6 separate regions of the Mus musculus genome follow, and regions 1, 3, 4, 5 and 6 are each linked to region 2. Evidence: chromatin loops called from intact Hi-C (ENCODE). Cell type or tissue: left cerebral cortex. All regions are shown on one strand.

What was found. A loop is a pair of places that touch in the nucleus more often than their neighbours do. Peaks named below come from ENCODE experiments on the same cell type or tissue, not always from the same donor. Only the 100,000 strongest peaks of a DNase experiment are listed, where the experiment ranks them.
Region 1: it touches region 2 in a loop (2.5-fold over the local background); 18 of 42 quality-filtered maps call a loop at or near these places.
Region 3: it touches region 2 in a loop (2.0-fold over the local background); 4 of 42 quality-filtered maps call a loop at or near these places.
Region 4: it touches region 2 in a loop (5-fold over the local background); 13 of 42 quality-filtered maps call a loop at or near these places.
Region 5: a loop joins it to region 2, with 8 times the contacts of the local background. A loop is called at or near these places in 18 of 42 quality-filtered maps.
Region 6: a loop joins it to region 2, with 2.2 times the contacts of the local background. A loop is called at or near these places in 8 of 42 quality-filtered maps.

The regions. Positions count from the first base shown.
Region 1 is chr4:137,275,278-137,280,277 of GRCm38, forward strand. It overlaps Wnt4 (wingless-type MMTV integration site family, member 4), which reads left to right and starts at 2,358. Exons shown (of 5, transcript NM_009523.2): 1 at 2,358-2,479. The coding sequence starts at 2,403. In left cerebral cortex, a CTCF peak has its summit at 1,894; DNase peaks (open chromatin) are centred at 1,352, 1,922, 2,915, 3,349 and 1 more place; H3K4me3 peaks cover 2,364 bases; H3K27ac peaks cover 1,752 bases.
Region 2 is chr4:137,162,440-137,167,439 of GRCm38, forward strand. It overlaps Gm13003 (predicted gene 13003), which reads right to left and starts at 2,627. Exons shown (of 4, transcript NR_040443.1): 1 at 735-2,627. In left cerebral cortex, a CTCF peak has its summit at 2,203; a DNase peak (open chromatin) is centred at 2,208; H3K4me3 peaks cover 597 bases; H3K27ac peaks cover 326 bases.
Region 3 is chr4:137,096,078-137,101,077 of GRCm38, forward strand. No RefSeq gene overlaps it. Among named protein-coding and RNA genes, the nearest start is that of Gm13001, 20 kb to the right of the region's middle. In left cerebral cortex, no CTCF peak of the experiment used is centred here; a DNase peak (open chromatin) is centred at 2,539.
Region 4 is chr4:137,306,066-137,311,065 of GRCm38, forward strand. No RefSeq gene overlaps it. Among named protein-coding and RNA genes, the nearest start is that of Wnt4, 31 kb to the left of the region's middle. In left cerebral cortex, a CTCF peak has its summit at 2,571 (motif pointing left); a DNase peak (open chromatin) is centred at 2,537.
Region 5 is chr4:137,285,083-137,290,082 of GRCm38, forward strand. It overlaps Wnt4 (wingless-type MMTV integration site family, member 4), which reads left to right. Exons shown (of 5, transcript NM_009523.2): 2 at 4,032-4,267. Among named protein-coding and RNA genes, the nearest start is that of Wnt4, 9.9 kb to the left of the region's middle. In left cerebral cortex, a CTCF peak has its summit at 2,954 (motif pointing left); DNase peaks (open chromatin) are centred at 2,435, 2,839 and 4,808; H3K27ac peaks cover 31 bases.
Region 6 is chr4:137,083,022-137,088,021 of GRCm38, forward strand. All of the region lies in intron 2 of Gm31648 (a long non-coding RNA gene), which reads left to right. Among named protein-coding and RNA genes, the nearest start is that of Gm31648, 8.9 kb to the left of the region's middle. In left cerebral cortex, a CTCF peak has its summit at 2,699; DNase peaks (open chromatin) are centred at 2,280 and 2,708.

The DNA.
Region 1 (5,000 bases), 110 kb after region 2:
ATATCCATATAGAGGTATATAATTTTAAAATAAAACTGAAATAAATAAACATCAATATTTTTCAAGATTAGTTGTAGAACATCAGTAAGAGAAGCCCATATAACATAAATGTCTCGATTTGGAAAGGGGCTATAATAGGCACCCTAAACTAATAGCCTACTGTTGTTTAAATTATTTATTATCTTCACTATACTGGATCTACATGGTGGCTCAAAATAGCTTAGTAATTCTGTACCACGCTTAAACCTAAGAGTGGCCCTGCCCTGAACACCCCACAGTCTGGCCTTTCTCTAGCTCACTGACTCTAAACACAGAGAGAGAGAAGATCATGGGGCCAAAGAGATGTGGTCATCTGGAGCCTGTGTCCCCTCCCTGGGTCTCACTCTGGAGATCCAGGCCCCTACACTTCCTTGCCCAGGTGACTCTTGCTAACTTCTAGGATAGGTGCATCTCTCTTGCAGATCCAAGCTGATCAGACTGGAGTGGCTGCACACTGGTGTGTATGGCCCTAAGGCAGAGGACTGGCCAAGACTGCACAGCTTTCAAATGGGTGGAGGGCTTGGGTGGAGAGGGAACGGGAGACCAAGTTTGTCTATACAAGCTGAGATGTGTGCATGTGTGCACAAAATAATCTGTAAAGGGCAAGAAAGGCAGAAGTGGGAAAAGGTGAGAGTCAGGACCAGGCACCAGGGTCACTCTCTGTGCACTTCATTGCTGCACCATGCATATGCGGGACCCAGGCAGTGTGAGAAGCTCACACTCAGAGCAGTTCTGCATGTTATTATGAAAGCGTGTTTTTTTGAGAGCTGGCTAGGACATATTTTATTCCTCGTTTTGTTAGCTTGATTTATCACCTGCAAATATTTAGACATGTGGTACATGAACTCACATCTGCACTTTTGCCGGGGCTCCACGGATCCCTACCACCTTCTGCTCAGCCTCCATGCCAAACGCTTATCAAGTCTCTCCTGGGTTAACCCAGACAACTGGAGTCAAACGTGGCCATGGTGGGGGTGGGCAGCCAAACTCACATAGAGAAAACAGTTGGTTCTGGAAGGGCAGAGGCCAGGTCATTTTCTCTCCCCCTTGCTTTTAGTGAGATTGAGTAGGGTCTCTGGGCTTTCGTGTCCTGTTTAGACAGAGTTCCTCTAGCTCAGTGGGATGTAGCCTCAGGCAGGGCCAGAGTCTGGGCTCTATCAGTGACCTGGAGAGGGTGTGGCCCAGCCATGGCAAGTAACTATTAACACGGAATTGAGCTTCAGCACCAGCCAGGCATGGGTTTTTAAGCAATATCTCCACTCCATTCATTCACTCCACAAACGTGTCACCCACCCACTCTGTGCCAGACACCAAGCTAAGGGTTGAATCTGCCTGACGTGGGAGAAGTAATAAAAGAATCGAACAGAAACCCAAGCAGACAGCAAAGATTGGTTCCTGTGCTAAAAGGAAGCCTCCACAGCCTTCCAGTTCCTAAGCAGAAGGTCTACACAGAAAGGCAAGGGGTTCGCTCAAAACCTCGCTGCCTGGAGCGCGCCAGAACTCAGGGCGATCCAGAAGCGAGGTTTCGGATTCCCGGAGTCTCAGGCCACTGTCCCAAGCTGCCCGAAGTAGAGAGGCCCCTGTCCAGCTCCGGGAAGGCTGGAGGGAGGTGAGTGCTAGGGAGGGGCCGGACCACAGAACGCGGGGGCCTGAGGGCGGGGAGGGGTCCGGTGGGGACAGCCGGGCGGCACCCCAGCCTGGTGCGCCCTGAGCGCGAGCGACTGGGTGCGCGCGAGTAGCAGCCGCTCTCGCTCCGGTGGCTCCGCCGGGGTCGGCCGGGGATCCCGGCTCCCAGGCGCCGGCGGGGGGCCGCGGGGCGCGGCCAGGGCGGCGCTGCAGTGCCCGCAGCGGCGGGCTGGGGGAGCTGTGCCCGCTCGTCCCTAAGGCCCCGGGCGGGGACCCAGCAGCTGGGTCGCCGCGCCTCTAGCTCGGCCCAACTGGGCGGCGTGCGGCCAAGCGTGCCTGCAGCAGCGGGGCTGAGGCTCCGAGCGCGTCCGGGCGCCGGGCCGGGGAGGCCCCCCAGGAGAAGCCCAGTCCCGCGGGCTCAGGACCGCCCCCGTGGGGGGGGGGTTGTCCCACGCCGCTGGACCCGCCCAGGTAACCCCATCCTCGGCCCGCCCCCGGCCCGCCCCGCCGGCCGCCCGCCCGCCTCCGCCGCCACCGCCGCATCCCGGCTCTGGGGCGGCGCTGACAGTCGGGTCCGCCGGGCAGCGGGCGCAGCAGCGGGCGGCGCGGCCGGCTGCTCGGAGGCTGAGCCCCGCCGCGCGCCCCGGCCCGGCGCCCCAGCCCGTCCGCGCGGCGCCCACCTGCCGCCCCGACGGGAGCCTTGCGGCCGCTGCCCCGGGCTGGGCGCGCACGGCACCATGAGCCCCCGTTCGTGCCTGCGGTCCCTGCGACTCCTCGTCTTCGCCGTGTTCTCGGCCGCCGCGAGCAATTGGCTGTAAGTCGGGCCGGGGACCGGGCGGGCGGGGCGGGTCCCGGGGCCACAGGCGCAGGGGGCTCCCGGCAGGTGTCTCAGCCGTGGGACCCGAGGATCGCGCTCCCGCCGGTTCCTCCTGCCGGCCACCACCACTGTCCGGTCTTCCCTCTGGAGGTCCCGGGACCCCTGCTGCCCCAGTCCGGCTCGGGGTAGCAGGGCTGGCAGTGCGTCTGCACCGGGAGGCTCCTTTGGGTGCTCGAGGGCGCGCGGGGGTGCGAGCGCGGGGCGGTGGCCCGGGAACGGAGCGAGGCGCAAACCGGCGGGCTGACAGGTCTCCGAGGGAAAGCGTCCCGAGCATAATAGCAGGTTAACCGCGAGGAGTCTGGGCGCGAGCTCCTCGCGCTGCGCTGCGCCGCGCCGCGCTGCGGGCTGAGCTGGAGGCGTGCAGAGACCTGTTTCTGCTTGGGGGGCGGGAGCCAAACATAGAAGTCCAGGACCGGGGCGCCGAGCCTCTGAGAGCCCGCAGGCTGGCTCTGGCTGCTCCTCGCTGTTCCCTGAGGCAGGAAGAAACTTCTCCCAACCTTTAATAAAGAAGGCGACAACCCCCATCCACCTCTAAGGGTCTTGCCTAAGAAGGAAGGGGGTGGTAACCACTGGTGACCTGTGTGTCTCTCCCTGACTGGGTCTGCGCTCGGGAGGATCCCTGGGAAGGCGAGCTAAAGAGCTAGTGACTAAGAGAACAAGGAACCAGCTTTTAGACTCCTTCATCCCTCCTCAGTGGCACTTCCTATGGCCCAGGCTTAACCCTGGCCCCAACTTCTCCTGCCCAGAGCTCTGCAGCCTTCCACTGTGGGCAGCCAGTGGGGAGCCAAGCTCCTGTATTGATCTGAAAAGCATGAGGTGGGAAGGGGGGATAGCCAACAGTGTAGCTGGGGTTTCCATGGAGACAGTGGGAAAGGAAAAATTCTCTCTGCATCAAGACCAAAGAACAAATATCTCCCATGAAATTGCCCTGAGTGTCCAATGGCTGTTGCTATGAGGTCATTGTGGCCAGCCAGGGCCCTGGAGACTGGAAAGGAGTGTGTTCGTTGGGGTCAGAGCCACCCAGAGCTTGGGAGACTGAGGTGATGTGGAATTCTCCCAGCTGTTCCGAGAGCTCGCAATTCCTCTGAGGCCCAAAGTGGCTGCATTGTTTTTCCTGGATTCTTAATTTGATTAACACTTCAGGGGCAGTGGCAGAGTGGACAGAAACCAGGGCACAGCCACCGTCCCCTCCCCTCCCGCCCCCCACTTCTTGCAGAATGCTCCCTCCCCCAGTGAGACCTGGGTTGCAGACCTGAGAAAGCACTTTGCACTTGAAGGAGTCTGGGGTCTCTGGAGTTGCCTCTTAAATAGATAGGTTTAGAGGTCTGAGCATCAGGGGAAACTAGAAGTTCAGCTGACCTGCCCAGCACCAAGCAGTACAAAAAAAAAAAAAAAAAAAAAAAAGCCAAGGAAACAGTGAGAAGTGTGTGAGCCAGGCCTGCAGCAAACACGGAGACAGCTGCCACAGAAAGGCCCTCCGACGCTCCTGGCTCTTTAGCTCCCTTTATAGATGAGGAAAACTAAGGCCCAGGGAAGGGAGCTACTTACCAAACTGAAGACGGAACTCAGATGCTTCTGTTTCCAGACAAGGATAATCTACTTCATGCCTGAGGCTGTCCTGAAGTTGACCCAGTACACCCAGGTAGAATTGCCACCCGCCTCCAGCCATGTCCACCACGCCCCAGTCCCAGCTAGGGAGGCAGCCCCAGCTTCAGGTCTTGCAAAGCAAGGGGAATTCCAGAGCTCGGTTCTTGAGCCTTGTGCCTGCACCGTGGGGGGTGGGTAAGGGGGGGGGGCCTGGGCTTGGGGAGGTTGGCAAACCTGTTCTCTGCAACTGGGATGGTTCCTGTTGCCATGCAACCTGCCTCTAGACAACTCAGTTCACTCCTGTTCCACCAGGGCTCTAAGCCAGCTCACAGAGACAGGAGGAAGGGGCTTCCCAGGACCCTATGGAACTAGAGAGGCTCCAAACGGGAAGAGACCCCAGGCACGCGCACACACACAAACCTTGTACTTCTAAACATGTCCATCTGTAGCCTGAAACTGGACCAGCCCCTAGGGAAACAGGTGCCACAGCCTAGGCTCCCAGCAGCTTGGGTCTGAGAAGCCACAGCTGGAATGGATAAGGCCGTGTGCCTGCTCCTCGGCCGAGTGGAACTCCTCAACCTGGAGGTTAGAGAATGATAACTTAATGTTCATCACCCACTGCACTATCTGAGCTCTCACTGCATTGGAACCCATTTTATAGATGGGAAGACTGAGGGCCACAGAGGTAACCCAGAGCTACTTAGCCAGTAAATGGCAGGGCTATCTGACCCAAGTCAGCCTCCCGGAGCAACAGCTTTGGGTCGGCAGCTGTTTGTTCAGGCATGCTGGTGGCACCGTGTCTTTTCAAGGGTGAGCCAAGGGCCATTTGAGATGGCTTGCTGCCAAGCCTGACAACCTGAGTTCCATCCCT
Region 2 (5,000 bases):
GAGTAGTATTCCATTTAGTGGACATACCATACCTTGCTTACCCATTCACCTGCCTATGGCTGCTTTGGTGGCTTCCACCATTTGGTTACTGTGATTAATGCTGAATAGAGCTATACAAGTATCTCTTCGAGATCCTACTTTCAATTGTTTGTGGGGTCGGGGGTCAGTGTATCCTTGAATGGAGAACTGCCAGATAACAGACTAATTACGTAGCCTTTGGTCATACTCTGCAGTGGCTGCACATTTTACTGCCTCCTCGGCAGCACATCAGAATTCACACTTCTTGCCAGTGTTTATGGCGTCTTTTCTAGACAGTAGTTTTAGCAATAGGTATGAGACAGGATTTGACTGTGTAATTTGAATTTTTTCAGATCACATCTTGCTATGCACGCCCAGGCTGGCCTAGAACTTGTTATGTAGTCCAGGCTGGCCCTTAAACTTGTGACCTTCTGTCTCTGTGCCGAGTGTGGGGAGTGTTGGTCCACATCACTACAACATATCTACCATGCCTTGATGGGATAGCATGGAAGTACAGGGCTCCTATGTTTGGGGGGACACTGGTCCAACATTTAGTGCTGGGAGAATGATCCCCAAGCCTCGTGATAAACAGAAATACCTGCTGGGGTCAGAGTCACCCCTCTAGCTGAGAACCTTCAGCTCTACCCACCTCTCCTACCACAGTTTAATTACCCCTGCCCTTGTGCACTCCCTTCTCCCTGGAGCCCCAAACTCACCAATGCTGACTCTTCCCAGAGCTAAAAGAACAGTCTTCAGTGAGGGGTCGTCCTCAGCCAATCCTCTCTGCCCTCTTCATTTCTCTTCTGCCATTCCTGAGGGACTGGAGCCCACTCAGCTGTGGAAACTATGGGGTCCCAGCGCCTGCCTTCTGAGAAACCCCATACAGCCCCCATGGGGCCTCCCCTGATACAGGAAGTTCCAGTCCATGTAAGAAGCCCTTGGCCTCTGTGGTGGATGGAATGCTCTGCCAGCCTTAACCAAGCATGCACTGGGAGGGCTTTCGCAGGCAAGCAGCTAACACTGCCAGACTGACCTACGGGGAACTCTCACTGTGTAAGTCAGAACTCAGTGGCCAGTCTCAGATTTGTGGCTTTCCTCATCTGCAGCGTGGGGCTTCCCAAGGCCTCCATGAGGAAGCTACAGGGCAATAATGGACAAGAGGGGCTTAGTGTCACCTTGGCGTTAATAGAGGGTGGGATTAGTCACCATTCATGTCCAGGGGTTAGAAACACCAATGGGAGTAGCTTCCTGGGATGTGACTTTATGTAGAGAGAATGGGACCCAGCTGGACAGTTGCCTCAGAAGATTATGCATAGGATTGCTGCCTTCACTCTGATCAGCAGCAGAGTCTCATTTATGGACTGCAAGGACAGGAAGGCCATCATGTCCAGAGGCAGAAGACTCGGTATTCACACCTGGAGCAGTGGGTGGGAAAACTGGGGCAGAAATACAAGGCAAAGCAAACTGTTGGAGTCACGTGGCTAAAATGAACCTGGTCTAGGCAGCCTGAAGTCAGGAAAGAGGACATAGCCAAACTACGGGTCACCCAGAGCTGCCCAGCTCATGAAAGGAACAAGTCGGGCTCTGCTACAGAAGCTGAGAGAGGACGGAGGACGAGAAGGAGCAACTCTTGATGTGCCTGCCTGGTCTGCGCAGGTCCAAGGCAGCGACCGCTCCCTTCACCTTTCCACCCGGCTGCGGCTGTGCTAGCTTCCCATTGGCCATTGTTCGAGCAGCATTTTGAAGATCTGCCAGGTCTAAGACATGAATGAACAGGAGCCAACCAGAAGCATTCAGAGAAGCAGGATCAAGCGTTTCAACTTATTCTTGCTTCCCTGGGGAGAATCCATCTACAGTCAGGATTCTGACCACCATCCCAGGGGCATCCTTTAATCTTTCACCGAAGCTTCAAGTGTGGTGCGCTGTGCCCGGGCCACTCCTCACCTCAGCTGCTGTGCAAGGCAGCAGGCAAATTGGCACACATGTCCTCCAGGAGGCGCTGGCCTTTCTGAGACCGAGTGGCAAGGCACTGTGGGAACCTGACAGCCGATTTCTGTCACTTCCACCAGCGACACCAGACTGTGCCCATCCCCATGCCCCACACTGCCCCACACCTGCTCCATCAGGTTCTCCGAAACAGAACAGCCCTCAAGTCTTGCAGGAGTTGTGCTTCCTGCATCTGGGCCTAGGTGGCGCTGTGCACACTTGTCTCCCCAGCCCTGCAGGCAAATCACCTGCTCACAGTTTTGTGGATACCTTTCGCTTTCCCCGCTGCTTCTCTCTGGCAGCCTCGGGCATTCTGTTCCCACTAAGTGAGTTCCCTACCCCCAGATGATGGTAGCGGCCACCGCGGTGTGGACTCTGATGAATCAAACTCCCGTCCCCTGAAATGGTTTGGAAATGGAGAAAGCAGGAGGTGAAGGAAGAAGCTAGCCGGGTGAACAGGCCAGATTCGGCACCGGAGGGAGGGGCTGCCAAGGACCATCCCACCCCCTCATCCTTCACCCCACTGGGCTCCCCCAAACCCTACAAAGCCAAGAGTTGAGACCTTACAAAGCAAGCTGGGGTCTTGGTGACAGACAGGAGGACAGAGCAGGGGCGGATCTTCTACAGAGCACCCACGTGTCAGGTCGGGGCTGCTGCCGCAGCGGTGGGGTGGAGCCGTTCTGGTTTATGTCCTGAGCCATTTCCAGCCCAGGTGAGGCCTTTCTTGCAGAGCCCAGGGGCAGAAAGAGAAAAATGTGGTCCAACCAGTTACCCGATGTAGTAATAATAACGATAACAGCAACTCCCCTTTGGTCTGTGTCCCAGCCTCTCGTCTGCATCACCTCAAGTGTCCTCAGAGACTCCTGTCACTGCTCCTGTTATACCTAGGGGGATGCCCAGGACCTGGGGAAGATGGGGCTCACCTGGGTGCCTAGAGTATAGGTCTGGGTGGTGCCTAGGTAGGCATGCAGTGTGGAAAGAGTGAAGAGACAAGGATAATGGGGAGGGCTTCTTTCTACCCAGACCCCTGCTCAGCTCTCCTTACTATCCCCTGGTCTGCTAAAGTAGCTGCTCCAACCCTTGCCCATCCCCCATTTTAGCAAAAAAAAGCTCGCTGGGACTCAGGGGACCCTAGGTAGGGCGTTCTGTGCAACACGCCCCACACACACACACACACACACACACACACACACACACACACACACATCTCAGAATTGTTCCTCTGTGTGCCTAAGTGAGTCAGGACTGATCTGGCCTTTGGCTCTCAGTCTGGTCCCACTGGGGAAAAATGGGAGCCAGACACCACCAAATGGAGGCATTGGAGAATCACCCACCACAGCCATTCGTTGGGCTCCTGGCTGGTGGGCAAAGAGCAACGCAAGGATGATGTCACCAGATGCTCAGGGGCAAAGGGAACCACTTTTCTCCAGCTGTCTGTGTCTCAGTTTCCTTAACTATCTGTGCGATTGTAAGTAAGCCATGTGTGGGAAGGTGGTGTAGAATGGGCTTTACAAGGCACCTACCAGTTCACAAAACTGTCCCCATCAGTGGTGGTGCCACTGCTGTGGTCGTCTGTCCCCTCTCCCAGTCTGGTCTCAACCACTGAACAAACCTTCTGGTTTAAAGTCAGAAACACCTGCAATGTCAGACTTGATCAGGCTAGGGAGAAAGGTGAGCTCTCCAGCTCACTTGGTTTCTGTTCCTAATGCTGTGATAAAAATGAGACCAAAGCTATGGGCGTGGTGGTGCACGCCTTTAATCCCAGCACTCGGGAGGAAGAAGAAGGCGAATTTCTGAGTTCTAGGCCAGCCTGGTCTACAAAGTGAGTTCCAGGACAGCCAGGGCTATACAGAGAAACCCTGTCTCGAAAACCAAAAAAAAAAAAAAAAAAAAAAAAAGAGAGAGAGACCAAAGCAACTTAAGGGAGGAAGGGTTTATTTTAGCTCATGGTTCCAGGCTATGGACTCTGGTGGCAGGGAAGCCACAGTATCTGAGGCTTGAGGGGGCTGGTCATATTGAATCTGTGACTGGAGGCAGAGTGATGGGTGCATGAGTGTTGTGCTTGGCTAGCTTTCTTCTTTTTATTCAATCCAGGATCCGAGCCCAGGGAATGGTGTCGCCTATAGTGGACCAGTCTCCCACATTCAATACATAATTAAGATAAAAACCTCCTTGGCATACCCATAGGCCAACCTGATCTTAAAAATCCCTCATCAAGACTCCCTTGAAGATGATTCTAGGTTCTGTTGGTTTGACAGTTAACATCAGCCATCACGCCACATACCCAGAGAGCTGCTCCTGCCTTGGTTACATCATCTGTAAAATGGAGGCAGCAAGGTGGGATTGAGACTGTATGATGCATGCGAGGGAAGCTCAGCCTCAGAAAACTGCCAAGGGTGGGACCTGCCAATGGCCCCTGAGAACATGTTCCCTTCCTCCTCTGTGACATCAGAATAAGATCTTGGGGTCGTGGAGATGGTTTGGTGAGTAAAGTACTTGTTTTGTAAGCATGAAGGCCTGAGTTTGACCCCTAACCACCACATAAAGACTCAGGCACAGCGACATGCACCTATCACTGCAGTGTTGGGGGGCAGAGAGGGGCATCCCTGGGGCTTGCTGCCCACACCCTTAGGCCAGATAGATGGGTCCTAGGTTCATGATCTCCTCAAAAGCTAAGGTGGAGGGTTCAGAGGGAGATATATTACACAAGCACATGTGCATTTGTGTGTGTGTGTGTGTGTGTGTGTGTGTGTGTGTGTGTGTGTGTGTTTGGGGGGGCAGGGCACATGGTGGAGGTCAGAGAACCACTTTCAGGAGGCAGGCAGGCAGGTTAGCTGTCGTGAAATTTTCTAGGCGATTCTCCTGTCTCCATCTTTCACTTCAGCATAGGAGCACTGAGGTAGCCACATTTGGTTTTTAATACACACACACACACAGACACACACACACAAACCAGACCATGTATGGGTTTGCTCTTCAGTCCTCTCTACAATGCC
Region 3 (5,000 bases), 66 kb before region 2:
CCAGAGCTCGTGTCTCTAGCTGCATATGTAGCAGAAGATGGCCTAGTTGGCCATCATTGGGAGGAGAGGCCCCTTGGTCTTGCAAACTTTATATGCCTCAGTACAGGGGAACGCCAGGACCAAGAAGTAGGAGTGGGTGGGTAGGGGAGTGGGGGGGGAGGGTCTGGGGGACTTTTGGGATAGCATTTGAAATGTAAATGAAGAAAATACCTAATTAAAAAAATAAATTAAAAAAAAAAGTCTGTGGCCTGGGTTTCAGCTGCTTGTTGGGAAACCCGGTGTAGGGTAGACATCGCTGCCCCTTGAGGGTAAACTTCATCCCCCTGAAGTAGCGCTGGGAGCTTTCAAGCCTCCATCAGTTCCTCTCTGGATCCTGTCAGCTCAGGAAATAGCCCCATCTCAGCCCAGGCTCAAGAGCAAGGCTGTTGGTGCCCCTCCCCCAATGGCACGGAACGCCTAGACCTGGCTTTCACAAGCCCTGTGTGTTCCCCATAGGCTTATCTGTCTGCAGGGTGGACTCGAGTCCTGGCTTCACAGTGCCGGCTCCCCTCCGATCAGCTTGTGACTCACAGTTCCAAGCAGAGCTTTTGGCACAGGCAAAGCCGGCAGCTTTCTGCATTCCCAGGCCCTCGGAGGAGACCCAGCAGTGACAGTGTGATAGGGGGCCACCCACCCACCCAATTATCTCCTTGGTGGGTGCCTGAGATTCCACCATGAAGACATCATTCTTTTGGAGGACATTATTGTCTTATCTAGGCTCGGCTCTTTAAATATAAGCCCCTCGGGACCGGCGGCATACCTGAATACAGATGAGCGTGTCAAAACATCTTCCTTCCCGGCAGGGGAGATCCAAGTTCTCAGGCTCCACACTCAACAACCTTTTCCAATGCCGCCACTTTCAGTCATTCAACAGACTCTCTCGTCCCTGTAACATGGTGCCCTGTGCAGAGGCAGACAAGGCCCTGCCTTGTCCTCATGGTTTGGACTGGGAATAGAGTTACTCTCTGCATCACTGGTACCTTACATAATACCTCGTATTCAGAAGAATTCAACAAGTAAATGAAAATGTTCGACAAGAAGACGAAGGCCACACTGCCCGGGAACGGCAGCATGCACTCTGGAGCCAACTACCTGAATCTTGCTTTCTGGCTTTCCTGATTCACCTGTGGTGTGGTCTCAGGTCAGTTCCCAGTTCCCCTCCTTGGTCTCCACGGTAGGAGGATGGACATCTTGGAGGTCCCTATGGGGAATTAACTGAGTTCACCTCTGTAAAGTACCTGGAATGACCCCGCCACACTGTAAGTGACTGTTCAACAGTGACCGTTCAGCCAACACAACAGAACACGCATGGGCTGGCTAGGAGCCACACACGGCAGGGGTGACAAGCCACATGGCAGGGGTGACAAGCTCCATTCACTCTGTCCTCAGGTGAGGTGTGGGTATGCTTGGCGTGGCTGCGTCCCCGCTCGAGCCATTTTTGATTTTTTTTCAAGGTGTTTTGTGCCTCCCAGATGGGAACCAATCGGACCTGTGGGTTTTGGCAGCCTGAGTTCTTGGAAATCTGATTAACTCAGCTGCTGTTGAGCGCGCCCCCCTCACCCCCCAGTGGGGCTGGTTTTTTCCTGTCTGTTTAGGTGCAGACAGAAACTGTCAATGCAACACCGATCTTTATGGGAAGGGATGACTGTGCAAGGGTGAAAAGGAAGGTGATGGATCTAGCTGGAACAGCCTGTACCGCAAGTCCGTGATTGACACTTGGTAAATACTGTTACTGACGCCTGAGTGTGGCTTGGAACAGACAGTCTCTTCCTGGTCCCTCGAGGGCACATGCTATGATCTGTCAACTCCACACCCCTGCCTGGGTGGGCAGGACCCCAGCAGACCTCTCAGGTTGCCTTGGCCTCTCCAGATCCTCTCCGTACTCCGGAGTTCAGCCTTGCTTGTGTGACTTTCCCTAGATCTCTGCCTTGCTCTCTGTTCAACCACTCCAGCCTCACCAAACCACCTCCCACCCTTCACTCATTCAGTCAACAAACACTCGCCGACAGCCTACAGAGAGGCTCAGCAAACTCTGCTGTGAAGGAGACACTGTGCTGGGGTTGGAGGACCACAAATGTATGACCTAGAAGGACCTGGATTGGAGTGTTAAGAAAGGACTTAGCTGTCATCTGGGTGAAGGAGGGAAAGGCTGTGAGGGACATTGACTCAGAACACAGAGCCCTCAGACAGCTGTGGGTTAGGAGTTGGTGGCAAGAGGGGCTAGAGGAGGAGGAGGGGGAGGAGGAGGAGGAAGAGGAGGAGGAGGAGGAGGAGGAGGAGGAGGAGGAGTTGGGTTTGAAGTTGAGAAGCAGCTGAGAGGATTCAGAAAATCATATTTTTAGAAAATGCGGGGTCCTTGCTTTAAAATATAAAACTGCTTATTTTAAAGTTTCTTTAAAAAAAAAACAAAACACCAACAACCGTCCCAGATTGACATCCATGCATGTTCCATTCGTTAGCTGAGCTGGCACGGTTGAACAATTACTTGCATTGTGCTTAACATGCAGCAGGGTTGTTCCTGGCACTTTACAGAGACGACCTCACTCCATTCCTGCCAAGGCCTAACCAGTTTTTAGTGCTGGGAAGGGACCCCTTGCTCTTCAGCATGCTGGGCAAAGCATTCTTCCACTGAGCGACAGCCACGAACCTCAGAGGTAGAAGTCACATACAACAAAATCCACCCTTCCCAGTGTACAAACCAATCATGGACAAGAGCGTGCAGTCACTAGCTGTGCAAGACACAGAACTCCCATTACTTCCAAAGCCTTACAAGCCCATCCAGTGATTCTCACCCAGCCCTGAGCAGCTCTCAAACCCCCAGAACTGCCTTGTCTAGACTGCTAGGGAGACCTATGCACATGCTGCTGTCCGGTTCACCTCTGTCCCTGCTACCACACTTCCAATATCCCTTCTACCCTGTGCATCAGGGCTGGCTCCCTTTTCAATCATGAGGAAGACTCCCTGGTACTAGCTCACGATTTGATGGTTTGATTAGCTTTCCTCACGGTAGATGGACGTTATCTTTAGAGGAAGCCACCAGGAGATTCCTGTCCTTGGCGCCTTTTCTCCTAGAGAAGTCAAGGAGACTCATTTTCCAAGGATGGGGAGAGCAAGGAAAGAACAGAGGGTCTAGGCTGGTTTCCTTAAATGCAGGGAAATAAGAGAAAGCAGTACCCAGCAGGCACAGGCAGAGATCTACATAGTGAGTTCCAAGCCAGCCAGGACTACACAGCAGAAACCTGGGAGAGGGAGAAGGAAGAGGGGAGGGATGGGGAGACTATCACAGGTTAGATCTCAAACACCCACAAGTAGCTTGTGTCCTGAGAGGGAGAGACTTGGGGTGGGGGTGGGTCATGAGAACTGACTCCAGTAGACAGACCTTTTACTGATGGCTCATGTGTTTGGGGGCAGTCTATAATGACAGTCTGTCCTCCTGCTTTCTGACTGTCAGCCGCAAGAAACTTTGTTCAGCTCCATTCTCCTGCCCTGCCTTGCATGCTGATCACAGCTCCCAAGGCAACCGGATGCAGACAACCCTGGGCTGAGGCCTCAGAAACCAGGAGCCGAAATATGCTTTTCCTCAGTCAAGCGGACTTTCTCAGGTCTTCTGTGACAATGACAGAGAGCTGACTGACATGGTTTCCAAAGCCAGCCTTGTATGGAAGGAACAGCATGGTTTTGGGTTTGTTTCCTGTCTTGTGGAGCAGTGGGCTGTGTACAGACAGCCTGGTCCCTAGTCGAGCAAAGGTCTGGAACCCCAGTGACACTCTGGGTGGTGACTTCCACCTGCATGGGACAGCAGGTGTTCGGCCATGCCTCCTGGGTCCCTGGCTCCTGTCACATAGCTACGGCCTCCTACAGTCCTCGAAGAGAGGTTTGTGGCCATCAGTCACTAGGAGTACCACCGAGCCCTTCCACATGCAAATAAGGTTTCCCCAAAGTTCTCAGACCAAACCAATGAGAAGTACCTGTTGTCAGACCCTTACCCACCCCCAAACTGTATATAAGAATCCTATCCGGAAGGATCAAAGATGTTCGAGAACTACTCTGTCATCTGAGCCTTCTGTCCAAAGAGCTGTAACACTTGGGAAGAGATCTGCTCTCCCAATACGCCACCTGAAGCACCGCCGCACTCCGCACTGGCTAGTCGGCCATTAGTCAGTCCAGCTAGACCCGACTCAGTGCGGAGTAACCTAGTAACCTGGAAGGCACAGCAGAGACAGAGGTGGAGCCAACTGCAGCCAACAGAAGCTGCAGAAGCAACCTCCCCTCCCTGCCCGCACTCGCTTCCCTTTGCCGGAACTCCCGCACCAGGCCTGGCCAGAGATCTCCATGGAAAGCCTCCGGTACAAAGGCCCACAGTGTCTCAAGTGTTTTTTGTAGTCACAGGTCAGGCCTGACGAGATCGGAGCAGAGAGAATACTCTACAAGATGAACCTAGATGGGGGAAGGCCAGGCAGAACACAAGGGGTGACCCACCCTTGAGAGAATGGCACCTGAGGACGGGTGAAGGAGAAAGGGTGGGGCGAGGTCATTGCTGGGCCTACTACAGGGCAGAAAGGCAGCATGAAAACCCAGCAATGTGCCCAGGATATCTGAGAGCATTCGACTCTGCCAATCTGTCCTGTACTATCGGCTCTTGTAGACGCCAAGGGAGAGTCTAGGGCGGTGTGTCTCAGAACCCCTGTTGGTTCTGGCAACTGTAAGACCTTGAGTGTCCCCAGGGTGGAGACCATAGCACCGGACAAGATCAGGACAAGGAAGCCACAGGGAGGTGATAGCTGGGCCACCATCAGCAACAGGGGATGTGGGCACACGCCACAGGCCAGGAGAGGCCCAGGCCAGCACAGCAGTGCCTGCCAAGTCAGAGAGGCCAGAGCTCAAAGGCCAGTGAGTCAGACACCCAAGGTCAGAGAGGTAGCCATAGGCCCCATGTAGACAAGCAGCCACCCCTGCCCATA
Region 4 (5,000 bases), 140 kb after region 2:
AACAAGGCCTCTCAGTGGCTCCCTGCAGCTGCTCCCCACGAGGTCAAAGAGGGAGAAACAGACCAGAGTCGGGGCAGCCTATAGCTCACAAGTGAGGATCGAGCTGGCAGGGTCTGGCCTTAAAGGTGGTCCCTGGGTCCAGGGAAGCTTTTCACTGCTGGCCTGGCGCCCCTCACCTCAGATGGGTGCACTAGTGCCAAGCTCCTGGGACCCCATGGAGCCTGTGTCACTGCTGTAGGTCCCACTGTTTTACAAGCTGTCGGGGAGAGTGGGCTCGATAGGGTGGCGAGGCCTGGATGCTGGGCTGTTGTGCGTGATTCTGTTTGCTATAAAACAGCCAGACATTCCTAGGACCTGGAATCACGCCGAGGCCGTGGAGCTAGCCTTCCCAGCCATATATCTCCAGGCGGGGGGACAGGCCTGAGACATCTGAGATAATAAAGACATGACTGTCTCAGCCCTGGGGCTTGTCTCCCCTTTGTCCCAGGGCTCAGCAGCCTGCAAGTTTAAAGAGATCCTCCCCCTTCTCCTGGGAAAGTACACGTTCATGGGATTCTACGGCCCGTGGGGTTAGCTTCCCAAGAGCCAGGCCTGGGCTGGACTCCTGTTCCCAGCTCAGCAGAGCATGAGACGACCAAGGGCCAGCCCTTAGCAACACACAAGAGAGGGTGGCTAACTAGGCGGTGATCACTCACACCACAACTATGGCCTGACAACCATTCCCTGTACACATGTCTCGAGTTCTCAACGGCCCTATAACACAGGGCCTAACGTTTAGGCATGAAGAAACAAAACCTCCAAGAGGTTAAAAGGCTTTTTTGTGTTGTTGTTTTTTTTTGAGACAGGGTTTCTCTGTATTGTCCTGGAACTCACTCTGTAGACCAGGCTGGCCTCGAACTCAGAAATCCACCTGCCTCTGCCTCCCAAGTGCTGAGATTACAGGCATGTGCCACTACTGCCTGGGTTCATGCTGTTTTTGAACCTCCCCTATGCTCCCTCCTCCCTAGCTTCCAGTGTCTCAACCCCGTGGGACGGAAGGCTTCCCTTTAAGGAGAAAATCATTACGAGGGAGGCAAACCCAGAAGCCAAAGCCACAGCTGCCAGCTTTGTCTCCCAAGTCACTTCTACCTCAGTATGACCAAGTAATGGCAACGGCCTGTCACGAGGGCGAGTGACTTCGTGAAGGGAGCACGGGGCCATGAGAGAGGCAAAGGATGAATCTGGGACACTTTGTGACGTGGAGGGTTGGGCCTGACCTTTCCTCAGTGGCTGGAAAGAGGCATCATTCACACGTATAAGCAGAGGGAGCATGGGGCAGAACCTACAAGCCCAGGTTCAGCCTGCGAAGTCTTGTAACGCTCAACTCTAAGCCGGTTTTCTTATTTGCAAAATAAACACCTGTCCCACCGGCTGTACCGGCCCTTGCAAAGATGAACATGACAGCGCCTCGTGACAGCTTTACAAACAGATGACATCACGGCCCACATGTGCCTTTCCCCTGCTGTTTTCTTTTGCATTCCTGATGTCCCCTCCTCCCCCTTTTTCTTCTTGTCAAACATCTGATCTCAACATGTTCAGTTGCACATTAGCTCAACCTGCACAAAAAACCCGGGAATGATTCTTCTAATACAGCCACACACAAAAAGGGGGCCAAGGAAGGGCTCAAACACCTGCTAAGACAACAGACACACCACACAGTGTCAGCCCACAGCAAGCAGGAACAGACCTGCTACGGCACAAAAAGGGCCAAGAGCTGTCTACTTCTGTCAATCCCCAGACACTCGCACCTGACAGCAGAGCCCCAGCAGTGTAGGATAGCGTCCTTCTAATCCAGCTGCTCCTCAGGGGACCACGGGTGTCTCCATGTGACTCCAGCTACAAACGGAGCAATCTAGCCCTGCCGCTATTTTCCTTATCCTCTATCTATAGGCCTCTGCAAACCAGGGAGCCTCCACTCTATTAAACATCTGCCCTCCTTGGGAACAGAAGGCCACTAAGAGAAACCAAAGTTTAGAAAATCCTAAGTGGCCAAGAAAATGCTAAGCATTTTCCTTACTTCCACAACTGTCTTTGAACCACAAGAGAACATGGAGGCTTTCTGATCTGAGGGTCCTGATGCAAGCTCTCATGAGTTCTACTTGCACATCCAACCAGCCCTGAAATATACCAATTCTTCCTAAGGCCCCAACTACATTCCAGTATTCCTAAGTCTGTCTACAACAGAGGCTATTTCAGACGACAAGCTCCCCAAAGGCAGTCAATATCAAAAACTTATCATGACTCAATTAGAAAAAGATGACCCTTGCAGAAGGTTACCTGAAAGGACACAGTCCCGAGAACGGAGCTCACTGGGGCCTAGGGGATGGGCAAGCAATCTGTTTGAGAACTGGAAACAGGACCCTTGGGTTGGGGGCAGAGTGGGGCTTCTCAAAAGTTAGAAGTAAGGCTACAGGTTAAAGGTGACAAGACCGTGGACAGCGAGCTCTTTCGGTTGTGGAGTCTGTGCTTGTTAAGTCCTGGGCAACAACCTTTGCCAGCCTTTTCTTATTGTTTTTCTGCCACCTAGTGGATGTTCTCCATCATTACAGAGCTAGTTCAAAGCCATTTTCTTTGGGCCATGGTGTCATTCAAACATGGGTACTGAGTGATTTCTGATCTTCATTACTTTCCAACACTGCAAAACAGGCAGATGCCCTTTGTAGTCAGGGCAGTGGATCTCACCCATCCTACCGCTGCAACCTTTTAACAGAGTTCCTCCTGTTGTGGTGAGCCAACCCCACCACCACCACCATAAAACTATTTTGTAGCTACTTTATAAATTTACTAGCTATGAATGGTAATATATGTATCTGATATCTGATCTTTGGGAAGCCATTCTAGGCTGTATTAGACAACAGAAAACACACTGCCAAAACCTCCCTCATGCAACCCCATTGCTACTGAAGAGACTGAGGCTCCCGATTCAGAGCAGCTTCAGTTTTCCTCCAGGTCTACACGGTGATGTTCCCTCTGGCAGTTACCAGTCAAGCAGAGGGCACCAGCCTCCTCTAGCCCCAAACACATGTGCACACATTGGCCCACTCTCAAGCTCCCCGTTAAGTTAAAGGGCCATATGAAAAATGTGTACTTGGGTTCACTGGAGGGATAACAGCCAAAGTATGGAAACAGACAGAGTGTCACTGGCTCGTGGATCAATAAGCAAAACACAACAGTCACAAAACACATAAATAATGGGACAGGGGTTGGGGCTCAGTAGCAGGGCTTGCCTTGAATTTGTGAGTGGGGAGATGAAGAGGCTACACAAAGCCCTTGAAAACACGCTAAGTGCAAGAAGCCAGGCACAAAACACTACATGCGGTATCATCTCCACACCGAGAGAACTTATGGTGACAGAGACAGCCTCCTGGCTAAGAAGGGGCAAGGACTTCCAAAGGCATAGCTCAGGGGCTTCTTCACTAATGTACGGAGCTCTGGAACACCTGAGCGCTCCAGAGCAGCCTTGGGACTTTTAGACAGGCTGTAGAGTCTCCAGAGCCAATGGGGCAGGCTGAGGATGATCTTGCGATCCTGGCTTTACATGATCTTAAGAGTTACTGTGAAACCTAAACACGATCAGATTACTGTTCATCTCCCCTGATCTTTCCCTCTCCTGAAGATATGCTCTGCCCACTCTGACAGAAGCACCCTGTGTCAGTGGGGACAATCCTAGAAGGCTTTAAGCCAGGCCAGAGCAAGACATCGGGAGCACAGCTCTCCCCTCACCTTCAGTCTTCCAAGGACTTTAGGCCTGAACCTTCAACAAAAACCTGCTTCGGGAGAGCCTGCTGTGCTGTAACCAAATCCAAGGATGTATGACCCAGGTTAGTCCTGCCCCTCAGTGAGCGTTAGTCAAACTCAAGCTGTCCTCTCAGAAACTGAGGGACTGAAGAGAACCCTGTATATAAAACCTTCTCTAACACATGCACGCAAGGACTAGGGATACAGCTTAGCTAACAGTGCATTTGCTTGCCTAGTGTGCACCAGGCTTGGATTCCCAGCACAGCATAAATCAAGCATGGCAGCACATGACTCCTTGGGAGTGGAAGTAGCAGCCTCTGAAGTTATCTATCCACAGCCAGCAGAGACAGCTCAGGTTGTTGGGAGTAATATTCACCTGTAATCCCAGGATCTGAAGACAGAGACAACTGGATCTATGTGATTTCAAGGCCAGCCTTCTCTACATAGTAAGTTCCAGGACAGCCCAAGCTATTAAAATTGGGTATGTGTGTGGGGGAGGGGCGGGAGGGATTAAGAAGGTAGTGTCAACCGGAACCAATGGTATTTAGATCTCCTGGCAGCGCCTCACAGGGCACACTGCTCAATTTGCCCAGGGTAAGTAGGCAGTAGTGCAGAGCAAAACTGAAGAACCATGATCTACAGGAGTCACTTCATGCTAGCTTTTGCTTCTGTAATGGGGTTCTACCACACAAAGCAAATACCCCAAACAGAACCTGGGTCTCTTAAACTCCCAGAGCTTCCTCCAGTGGTGTTGTCAGGGCAGTGGGAGAAGTGGAAGGGAACACCAGGGGGAAAAAAAAGAAAGAAGAAAAAAGAAAGAAAACTTGTGTAGCAGAAAGCCCAACCAGGGCTCAAGCTGTCAGCCAAGGCACAGTCCTGAGCAGCAGAAGCACTAAGTGCAAACTCGGCGGCTGCCAGTTACACTGTTCCCATGGAAGGCAGGCGGGGTGAGGTAGGGGGCAAGGATTACCAGGTACTGTCCACTCTGCTGCAGGTGGGAGGCTGGATCTAACTCCAGTACCTCTATGCCCTCGGTCAATAGGAGAGGGCATCCTTGCAGAAGCGTTCAGAATCGAGCCCCAAATCCCCTTCCACCAGACCAGGACAGTCTTCAGTGCTCCACAAAGGCCACCTCAGGGCTCCAGGGTAAGTCCAAAGCTTCAGGCATATTCCCCACACCTTCAGAAGTAAGTGGAGACAGAAAGAGGCAGGAACTGAGAACG
Region 5 (5,000 bases), 120 kb after region 2:
GCACACTTGAGCTTAAACTAGATGCGAGTCCCCAGCTCCTAGTCTCCTTGAGGAGCTGGTCTCTCCTCAACGCCCTTCACCCCGACCTGGAAGGGTCAAACACGTGACTAGAAGCACTAGGGAACTACTTCTCTGAAGCACCTGGAAGATCTATCTGAAATCTACAGTTTAAATCATTGCCAGGCATGGTGGCGCATGCCTTTAATCCCAGTACTCGGGAGGCAGAGGCAGGCGGATTTCTGAGTTCGAGGCCAGCCTGATCTACAAAGTGAGTTCCAGGACAGCCAGGGCTACACAGAGAAACCCTGTCTCGAAAAAACAAAACAAACAAACAAACAAACAAAAAATCATACCAAAGTGACCCACCACTCCCAGAACAAGACCAGGACCTGGCTCTGTGAGGACAGAGAAGGTCCAAACAAAGACAGGGACAGAGTCCCGCAAGGTTCAGCTGCAGGGGACAACAGAAGGTGCAGAGCAAAGAGGGTAAAGAGGGTTGTAGAAGAGAGACTACCTCCTACAGTAAGAACAACTGCTCTCCCCATTTTACAGATGAGCACATTGAGGCCAAGTTTCCAAGATGTTCATTAATTTGTTTTGAGTGACACAGAGATAGGAGACTAACCCAGGTCGCTTGCCCCCAGACCATACTGCCTGCCCAGAGGAGGGACAAAGGTCTCCAGGATAGGCCACTGTGGTGTTCAGTACAGCAACCACTCAAACTGCTTAAAGAAATAGTGGACAGTTTGAATGGTTGGTTGTGTAGCAAGGGTCCTTGGGAGCCACACATCCCTCCCTGCTTCCTAAGAACGCTGCCCAAGATGGAGTCTGTGGCCCCTCGCTTCTATCTCCCTGATTCACTAGCTGAAGGCTGCGTTGGCTTACGCAGTTTCCTTTGGGTGCCCCCTTCTGCCAACTTGGCCTCCTTCCTCTCTGGTACGGAGGGCACAATTACTCCTGAGGAGTCTCTAAATGTGGCCTGGGCAGGCAGGGAGGCCAAAGGGAGGGGGCAGAGAGGCCTGGGCTGGTGTCCCAGCCCCCACCTGGACGCAGTAGGGCCAGGATCAGTGCCACTGACCCGCTTGGCTCCCCACCATGGCCTCTCTCACCCAGCCCCTCTCCTCTGGAGTCCAGGGGAACACCGGGGCGGAGCCACGGAGGTGTGGATTAGCCTCTCCAATTTTGTATATTTTGTTTAAAAAGGCAAGCAAACCTGGAAAAGCTTGGGACAAGCCCAGCTAATTTTAGTTTCTAATGAAAACAGCAGGTGGCTGAGAGGATCTGATCTCCCTGGCAGGGCCAGGGCCCTCCGGCCTCCTAGCAGGCTCAAGGCACAGAGGGGAGGGCCTCCTGGGAGGAGCTTGCAGGACCCACAGGCCCCATTCTAGAAACTGGGCACAAGCTGGCCAGCGGCTGTAGCAGGGGCAGCCTGGGCTGGTGGGGTAACCTGATCAACGGCCTGGCTATGGCCAGAGTCCTGGGTGGCCAGGGCAGCAGGTGACAAATTGCTAAACCTGTATTCGGCAATAGCAGGAAGGAGCCTAAACAGGAGCAGCGTGGCAGGCCCTGAAAGCAAGGATGGTCAGCCTCAGACAGCCAGCCCAGGGGCAGCCGACACCCATCAGGCCCTGGCTCGGGCTCTCCCAGAAACGGCTGTGCAGTGGATATTTGAGCCCGACCCAGCTCCCGGGTCAGTGAATGGCACACGTGTCTCTGGGGGAAAGGTTGATCCACCGTAGAACAGTGGGAGGGACCACAGAGACCAGCCACCCCCATCTTCCTCTCTTATCTCTGCTCTTCTGCCATAGGGGTGGGAAAACATCAGGACCTCTGCACCATCAGCCCCTAATCGAACTGCAAATATTCCTGAATAACTTCTGTGTGCCATGCCCTGTGTGGGGCCTGAAGGGACGCAGCCTGACAGAGTCCAGTGAAGGGGCAAGTCCCCAGCCAGAGAGAGACGGGGGGGGGGGGGGAGTTGAGAGCCAAGAACTGTTTGCTGCTAGATAGCTTTGGGACTTACAAGTTGTTTTGCCTGGGGGGGGGGGCGCTTGGTTTGCTTTGTTCATCTGTGAAATGAGGTCAGGTACACGCCAGGCTCCAGGATAAGCAAGTGGCATGAGAACAGGCTACGGCCACTGAGGGCTGGGCTGCCAACCCTCTCCAGCCTATGCCAGCTCTGGCACCCGCCAGGCAAACCCCTAGGGTCTCAGAGAGCAGGAGCAGAGATGGCCAGGCCTCCCATACATGGGAGGGGCAGCTGCTGCGTCCAGTAAAGGCAGGCCTGAGAGGTAGGCACGGGTGCTGTGACAAGCAGTTTCTCGTCATCTTCCTGGATGCCGTCCTGTTGACTCACGGCTGTGGCAGGCGGGCAGTGTCTCTGCCACCGTCGTTCCGGCCGATCTCCCTGTTACATTCAGAGCCTGAGGGAGGAATGCTCAGTTCCTCGAGTCCATCTCTCTCTTCTGGTGGCATGGGACCAACAGGCCCTCCCTCTTCTGCCAGTAGAAGGAGAATTTGAACTCTGATAGTAGGAAAGGCTGCAAAGACTCATGAGCTAACTCACTGTGCCTAGAGCCAGCTCCAAGTAGAAGGGGACTTGCCACGTGTCACAATGGACTAATGGATTGGCCAGACCTCCCCACCTGCTCCTTCTGTCTGGAGACTTCAGCCCCTGAATGCCCCCTTCAATGGAGGCTGACAGAGGCCCAATCCAGCCATATCTGACCTGCTTAGCTTACAAGGAGGAAAAGAGGTCTAAACATGGTTAGGCAAGATATATGCCCCTGTGTCTCAGAGGGATTGGGAGTCCTACCCTTTTCTGTGAGCCCTAGCCTGAGTGGAGACAGCAAAATATCCAATGGTAGGTTCAACTTCTTGACCCTTCAAGGAAGGACACAGTGGCCACTGAACAGTGTCCTGGCCCACCGCCAGTAGCTGAGCTCTTGGCGCCCCCTGCAGGCCACAAGTGACTTTGTGGCTGTGGTTCTGCAGGAGACCCCCCTACCCCCTTCAAGTGGCAAAGGAAGCAAGGAACACGCAGGCAGGGCTGAAGCCAGGGTTGCCATTTCCAGATGGTCCCTTCTCCCGACCATTAACATACCTTTCCCCATTCTAAAAAACTAGGTTCCTACACAGATTGGCCAGTGCTGCTAGCCTGGGAATGCATACCCCAGAGCCTAGAGACATGGCTCTGTCTGCAAAGTGCACGTTGCAAAGTATAAGAACCTGAATTTGATTCCCAGAACCCCTGCAAAAAGCCAGACCTGACAGAGAGGCAGTGGGGGCTGGAAGGGGTCCTGGGAGACCAGGAATTGATGCCATGGTAGGATGATCTGTCTGGCTCTGGGACTACCCATCTCCTTTGGCCCATTGGTGCTGCCAGGGACAGCTCCTACGATGTTACCCAGCCAGGCTAGGTGCATTAGCACACCTTGCCAAGTTCAGTCATCACAACAGCCGTTGGGGATAAAAGCCATGACTCCAGTATGGCTAAGGAAAGCTAGGCTCAACTTTACAGCCGGGGAGCTTGGGGAGAGGACTCTTCTCTGGGCACCAAGACCACTGTGTGGATAGGGATGTCCTAGCCTGAGCCTTCTAGAAATTGGTAGAAAACATCACAGATACCTTTTCAAGATTATTCTCTAGGCTAGTGGCCTCTCTGCTGCATCTCAAGATAGAGCCAAAGCACAGGGCATACTGACCATATCTGAGGTGAAACCCAGGCACCTGTGTTCTCAATAACCACACAGATGATCTCCAGGGGCAGAGAGGCCCAGCCTGCCCCTCACCCAGCAGGCTTTGTTGGAGTGAACCCAGTTCCCAGCTGCTTTGCCCAAACTGTCAATCTCTAAGTCACACAGAATCTAGCAAAGGGTTATAAAGTCAAATAAAACAAAAGTTCTGCCTCTCATCAGCTATGAGTCTTATACACAAGACCAGGGATGAGGCAGCACCCTGAACCCTGGGTGTGGGAGGAGAAAAGCAGGCATCAGGGCAGCTGTGTATCACATCCAACCACTGCCCCCCAGGTACCTGGCCAAGCTGTCATCGGTGGGCAGCATCTCCGAAGAGGAGACGTGCGAGAAACTCAAAGGCCTGATCCAGAGGCAGGTGCAGATGTGCAAACGGAACCTTGAGGTGATGGACTCAGTGCGCCGTGGTGCCCAGCTGGCCATCGAGGAGTGCCAATACCAGTTCCGGAACCGGCGCTGGAACTGTTCCACACTGGACTCCCTCCCTGTCTTTGGGAAGGTGGTGACACAAGGTGAGGAGGGTTGGTCTAGGGACATGGGCTATCTGTGTGTAACTCTGGGTGTCTGGGGTCTGTGTGTAACTCTGGGCATCTAGGGTCTGTATGCGGCCCTGGGTGTCTGGGAAAATGATATTTCTAGGGCCAGGCACATGGAAGATGTTTCAGGAGCAGAGGCAGCACAATTAAGCACACTAGGTAGAGGGCAGGAGGAGGTCAGACAATGGTCTGTGATCACAAAGCACTCTTGAATGCAGCTGGTCCAGGAATATAAGATGGAGTGGTCTTGATTTTCCAGAGGGAGAAACTGGGGCTCAGAGAAGAGACAGTCCCAGGTTCCTCAAAGGATGAGCAGAGTCAGGCTTCAACCTGGGGTACTCTGCTCACCTTTGCATCTAGCCTTGGGTCCTGTGCATGTGACATTTGTGCATGTGACAGGTCTGCAGAACACCTTGTGTGGCCAGCTCTTGTCCTCTGGAACACACAGTCTATTTGGGACCAGACAGTCCACTGCAGCACAATGGAAGCAGCCCACACACCTGCAGCATTGACTGTGGGCCAGGCACTATTTTAAGGACTGTAAGAAACACAACACTAACTCATCGTCCCTTGGCATCAGGCTTCTACGTAACAAGTGAGGAATTGGAGGCCCGAAGCTGTTATGTCATTTGCCTAGGGTCACAGGACTAGAGAGTGGCAGGATCTGAATGTGCGCCCGGCAGGGACGACACTGTCACTCCCAATAAAT
Region 6 (5,000 bases), 79 kb before region 2:
ATTCTCCTGTCCCAGACACCACTCTTAGGCCTACATCTGAGTGTGGATTACACAGACCAAAAAATGCAAGGAATCTTGCCCACTGTGCTGGAGAGATGGGTGATGATTTCATCCTGTGGAGACAGCAGGAGATCTGCAGCACGTTGTCCCCTACAATAAGACAGGAAGCTGCTTAGCTATCAGGCTGGAAGGCAGGACAAGTGCTAGTGTCTTCTTCATTCCTCAGATGCTCAGCATGGGGCTGCCGCATCTCACAGAGGAAGGAGCTGCCCCCCCCAACCCCGAGACTTCTGCTTCCCTCTGTCCCTACATCACACTTCATGTTTTAAATTTGTATTTACATACTTTTCTCAGGTTCTTTTTTTTTTAAGATTTATTTATTTATTATATGTAAGTATACTGTAGCTGTCCTCAGATACTTCAGAAGAGGGCATCAGATTTCGTTATGGATGGTTGTGAGCCACCATGTGGTTGCTGGGATTTGAACTCAGGACCTTCGGAAGAGCAGTCGGTGCTCTTAACCACTGAGCCATCTCGCCAGCCCCCTTTTCTCAGGTTCTTATCCATTTCTTGATCGGCACATGTACCTGTGAGTATTTAGGTTGGGCAGTCACCACTAGCTAGGATTATGGCTGAGCACCTAGGGAATTGGCGTACCCACCATCCCGATCGATCCGCTATCACTTGTGTTGGGATCTTTCAGCGTTTCTTCTAGCTAGTGAGAATTCCTGTGGGTGGTGGGCCGTGGTCTCCTAGCTCTGCTAGGAAGCAACTCTCCAAGCCGTTTCCGAACCTGTTAACCAGCCCTTCTCCCGATCCCCGTGCCCCACCCTCTTCCTGCCCGGATGACCACACTCCATTCTCTGCTTCCCTGAGAACGACTTCAGCTTTCACACGGGAACGAGCATGGGCTGGTCTTTGTTCTTCTGCGCCTGGCTTATTTCACTTCATAACTGTCTGCCAGGCTCATCCATGCCTTCTCCAACGGCAGGATCTCCAGTTTTTTTTTTTTTTTTTTTATGGCCGAATAGCATTCCGTTGTGTCTGTATTTGTTTCTTTGCTTAGCACTCTGACAGAACACCTGAGAAGAGCAACTTGGGAATGAGGGCTTCGATTTGGCTCATGGTTTGAGGGTGCTGTCCACCGGGCAGCAGGCCACCTTATATCTGACGTTAGAGAGATGGATGTGAGAGCTCGGCTAACTTTGACTTTTATACTCAATCTCGGAGCCCAGCCCATGGAATGACGCTGTCCACATTTAGGATGGGTCTTCCCACCCCAGTTAGCCTAATCTAGTGACTCCCTCGCAGCCAGGCTCAGAACTGCATCTCCTAGGTGATCCTAGACTCTGTCACGTTGATAGCAATATTAACCAGCACACTGGCTCTAACTACACTACATTTTGTTTATCCAGGCATCAGCTAGGTTGGATCTGTATCTTGGCTACGGTGGTTAGAGGTATGGGGAACAGGAGAGGGTCACACTGACTTCCTCTCTTTTAAATGTACCTGGAGGGATGGGGTTGTTATCCATGGTGGCAAGGATGTGGAGAAAAAAATGCAGATGAGTACCCAGATGGTGAACGACATTGTGATGCTTCATAATACTAAAATGGAGCCAGTTTCTGATGCAGCAATCTCTGTCTCTGTCTCTGTCTCTGTCTCTCTCTGTCTCTCTTTCTCTGAAGCCTTGTTCCCCCATGTTCATGGCTATGTGATTCTCCACAACCAGGAAATAGAGTTGACCTTGATGTCCATGGATGAATACACAGGTATGGGGGTGAAGAGACAGACAGACAGACAGACAGACACACAGACACACAGACACACAGACAGAGAGAGAGCTGTTGTGTATTGTGTATGAGACTTCTAGGCAAGCCATCCCAACAGATGATCTGGGGAGTGTTGGGGGTTAATTCTCTATCTAGTGATCATGAAGCTGGGACCCAGCCCTGCCCCCCCCCCCTGGCCCCAGTCATAATATGCCCAGGCTCCTGCTTCTGAGATTTTTTTATAAGGAAGTCAGAGTTCTTGGAAGAGTGAACTTCTGGCCCAATAGTCAAAATACAAGTGAAGTTGACTAAACAAATGAATATGCATTTCGAGGAAGTGAGCTGGAGTTCACGTCTTTACAGTGCTCTAAAGCAGGCATCGGGCTGGTGTCAGCATCCAGGCTTGCTTGGTGGCTGCGCAGACAGCAGCGGAGGTTGCTCTTCTCTGGGCAGAGCACCCAGCCTGGGCTTTGGAGGGGGGAGGGGTGCTCCATGCTCTCTGGGACCTCGACCACGTGGTTTTTATCTGTCTGGTTTGAATTAGAAGCTGGGGCTCATTAGCGGTTTCCTCGCCCAGCCTGGCGCCTGTGAGATACTAACAGTTTATTGTTTCCTTGCTTTTTCTTTCTTATTTCTGTCTTTCTTCCCACCCCCCTCCCACCACTTTCTTTATTATCTCAAATTTCCGCCTCATGCCACAAAAATGCAAAGGCTGCCACATTCCCCAGGGGACACGCAGACACAGTACCTTATACGCCTATGTCCCTCTCCACTCTCTAGCAGCGAAACCAGGTGCCACAGGCTGGGGACCCTCAAGTGACTCCCACAGGTACAGTTTGAAGGAGTGTGTCTCAGCCTGCCTCACATCTAACATACCAAGTAGCCCCAGCTATGCATCTCTGGTGACACAGGTGGCGCTGTCGTCAGCCAGCATTCCTGGAGCCTGAGTTTCTTCCACAGGGTCTGCAGATTCTGGTCCACGAGTCATTCTTAGTAATTCAGCCTTCGCAAGCTGCACATGCACAAGAAGCATTTACCTCCGGGAGTCAGAATAGAAGTCGCCTAGCTCAGACTGTGCATACAGCAAGTGCTTAATAAGCAACACTGTAGATGTCACTCTGCTGAGGTCAGGGTAGCTGATGGGTAAGGGAGATGAAAAGTTGCATTGATTCAGTTTTGGGGTGAAAGAGGCAGGGGACAGCAGAGTCATAGTCATTACCATCATCAGCATCATCGCAGTGACAGCCAACTGCAGTTGTCATCATCACTGTCACCGTCTCTCGCTATAGAGTGAATCCTCCCACTGCTCCTCAACAGAAGAGAGGAAGGAGGGCCAACCAGACCAGGAGGAACCGGGAATGATAAGACCAGAGATCCCTGAGCAAGAGAGATGCTCAGCCAGGGGAATCTGCTAGACAGGAGATGGAGCCCGGAGGACAAGGAAGAGAAGGTAGCTAGAGACTGTCTCGGGTCTGTTTCTGATCATAGTTGGTAACAAGTGACCCCGTGTGCTGGGGACAAAGGTTACCTCTGATTATGGAACCCTCTTAGTGACTGATGATCTCAGACAGGGCAGTGTGAAACCCTGGCTCGAGCCGTCCCATGAAGCATGAGGGGGAGACTGAGATATTGCGACAGAGCCCCAGGAAGTTCCCCATGCATGGCCACCTTGCCTGGCTGGGACAGCTCGTGCCAGCAACTGGCCAGTGGCTTCAGTGTGCACAATAGGGAATGGGGTCCCTCATGAAACTGAACCCGGGAGCTTGGTGTCTGGAGACCACGCCTCTAGGGAGTGACTCCACGGTCCAAGGGCATGAGGCTTTCCCACCCCTCTCTCCTTTTTGGCAACTTTGAATCCAGACCCGTTCCCTCCTGCCTGAAGCCCTGGTCTCAGGACATCACAGGTGCCTCTTTGCCTCCCTCCCTGGCTGTGGCCACGTCTGCCTCTACCTCCCTTTCAAAAGCTTAATAAAGCTGGAGCACATGGAACCTGTCTGTTTCAATTACCTGTGTGACTGCTGTGACCAAACACCTGACAGAAGCATCAGAAAGGAGGAAGGGTTTGAGAGCACGGTCCATCATGGCGGCGAAGGCATGGCGGCAGGAGTGGGAGGCGGCTGCTCACATCGCATATCCAGTCAGTAAGCAGTGGATATTGATTCTCAGCTTCCTTTTTCCTTTTTATTTCATCAGAACCTCAGCCCACGGGATGGTGCCACCACATTAGCGTGTGTTTCCCCATCTCAGTTAACCTGATCTAGAAATTCCCTCACAGACATCTCCAAGGTTGTTCCCTATCTGATTTTAGACCCTGTCTAGTTGACAGTATTAACCATTGTCTAGGCTCTGTCTATACTCCTCCTGAGCCCTGCTGAGACTCTGTGTACTCTCCTTGTGAGTTCCTGCACTGTGAGTTTGTAGGTTCGAGTCTCCTGCACACTGCTGACCCCTCTGCCTCCATCCAGCTCTGCTTTCTGCCTGAGATTTTCTAGTTCCTCTTAGAGGTGTCTTGCCACCTCTTCCAAGGTACTTTTGACTCCGCTCCTCCTCCTGTCTTAGTCCTGTAGGTACACAATACCCAGGTCACCCAGTTTCCAACCATGGACTTGTCCTGCCTTCCCTCTCCACTTCCTACCAGCATCCGTCCACCAGTGGATCTGGTAGGCAGTGCTTTGATCACAGGCACTGACCCCTGCCACCCCTGAACCTACTCTGCTCCCAGTGGCTTAGTCCCTGTGGCGCAGCCAGCCTGCCCCATCCCTTGACTGCCTGTTAGCTGCTATCCCCCATCTAGTGATCTTTCAAATGTGGATGTCAGATTTTATGGCCTCTCTGCTTAAGGTCTCAAGAGCTTCTCAGGTGATGTCATAGCCGTCCCGGCAATCCTGTCTCTCTCCTGCCTGCTCCGGGCCTATTACTCTTCTGCTCACTCTTTCCCAGACCCAGAGTCATCCTTCCTGTTCCTTGTCCTGCAAACTTGTGTGAGGCTCACCCTGGCCTCAGGGCTGGAGTGTTCACTATACTTCAGGAGTGGATCACACACTCTACCTGTCCATACAACTCCCCCCTCTGTGTGTCATTTTCCCCCAACTCTGTCATTCAAAAGGCCTTCCCTGGTGGCCTTTCTTGATGTCCTGCCTTGCATCTCTTGCTGCCTTCCACCCCTCTCCGTTCCGCCCACCCTGCTCTGTTCTTTACAGATGGATCCAGTATCCATCACTGTCTCAG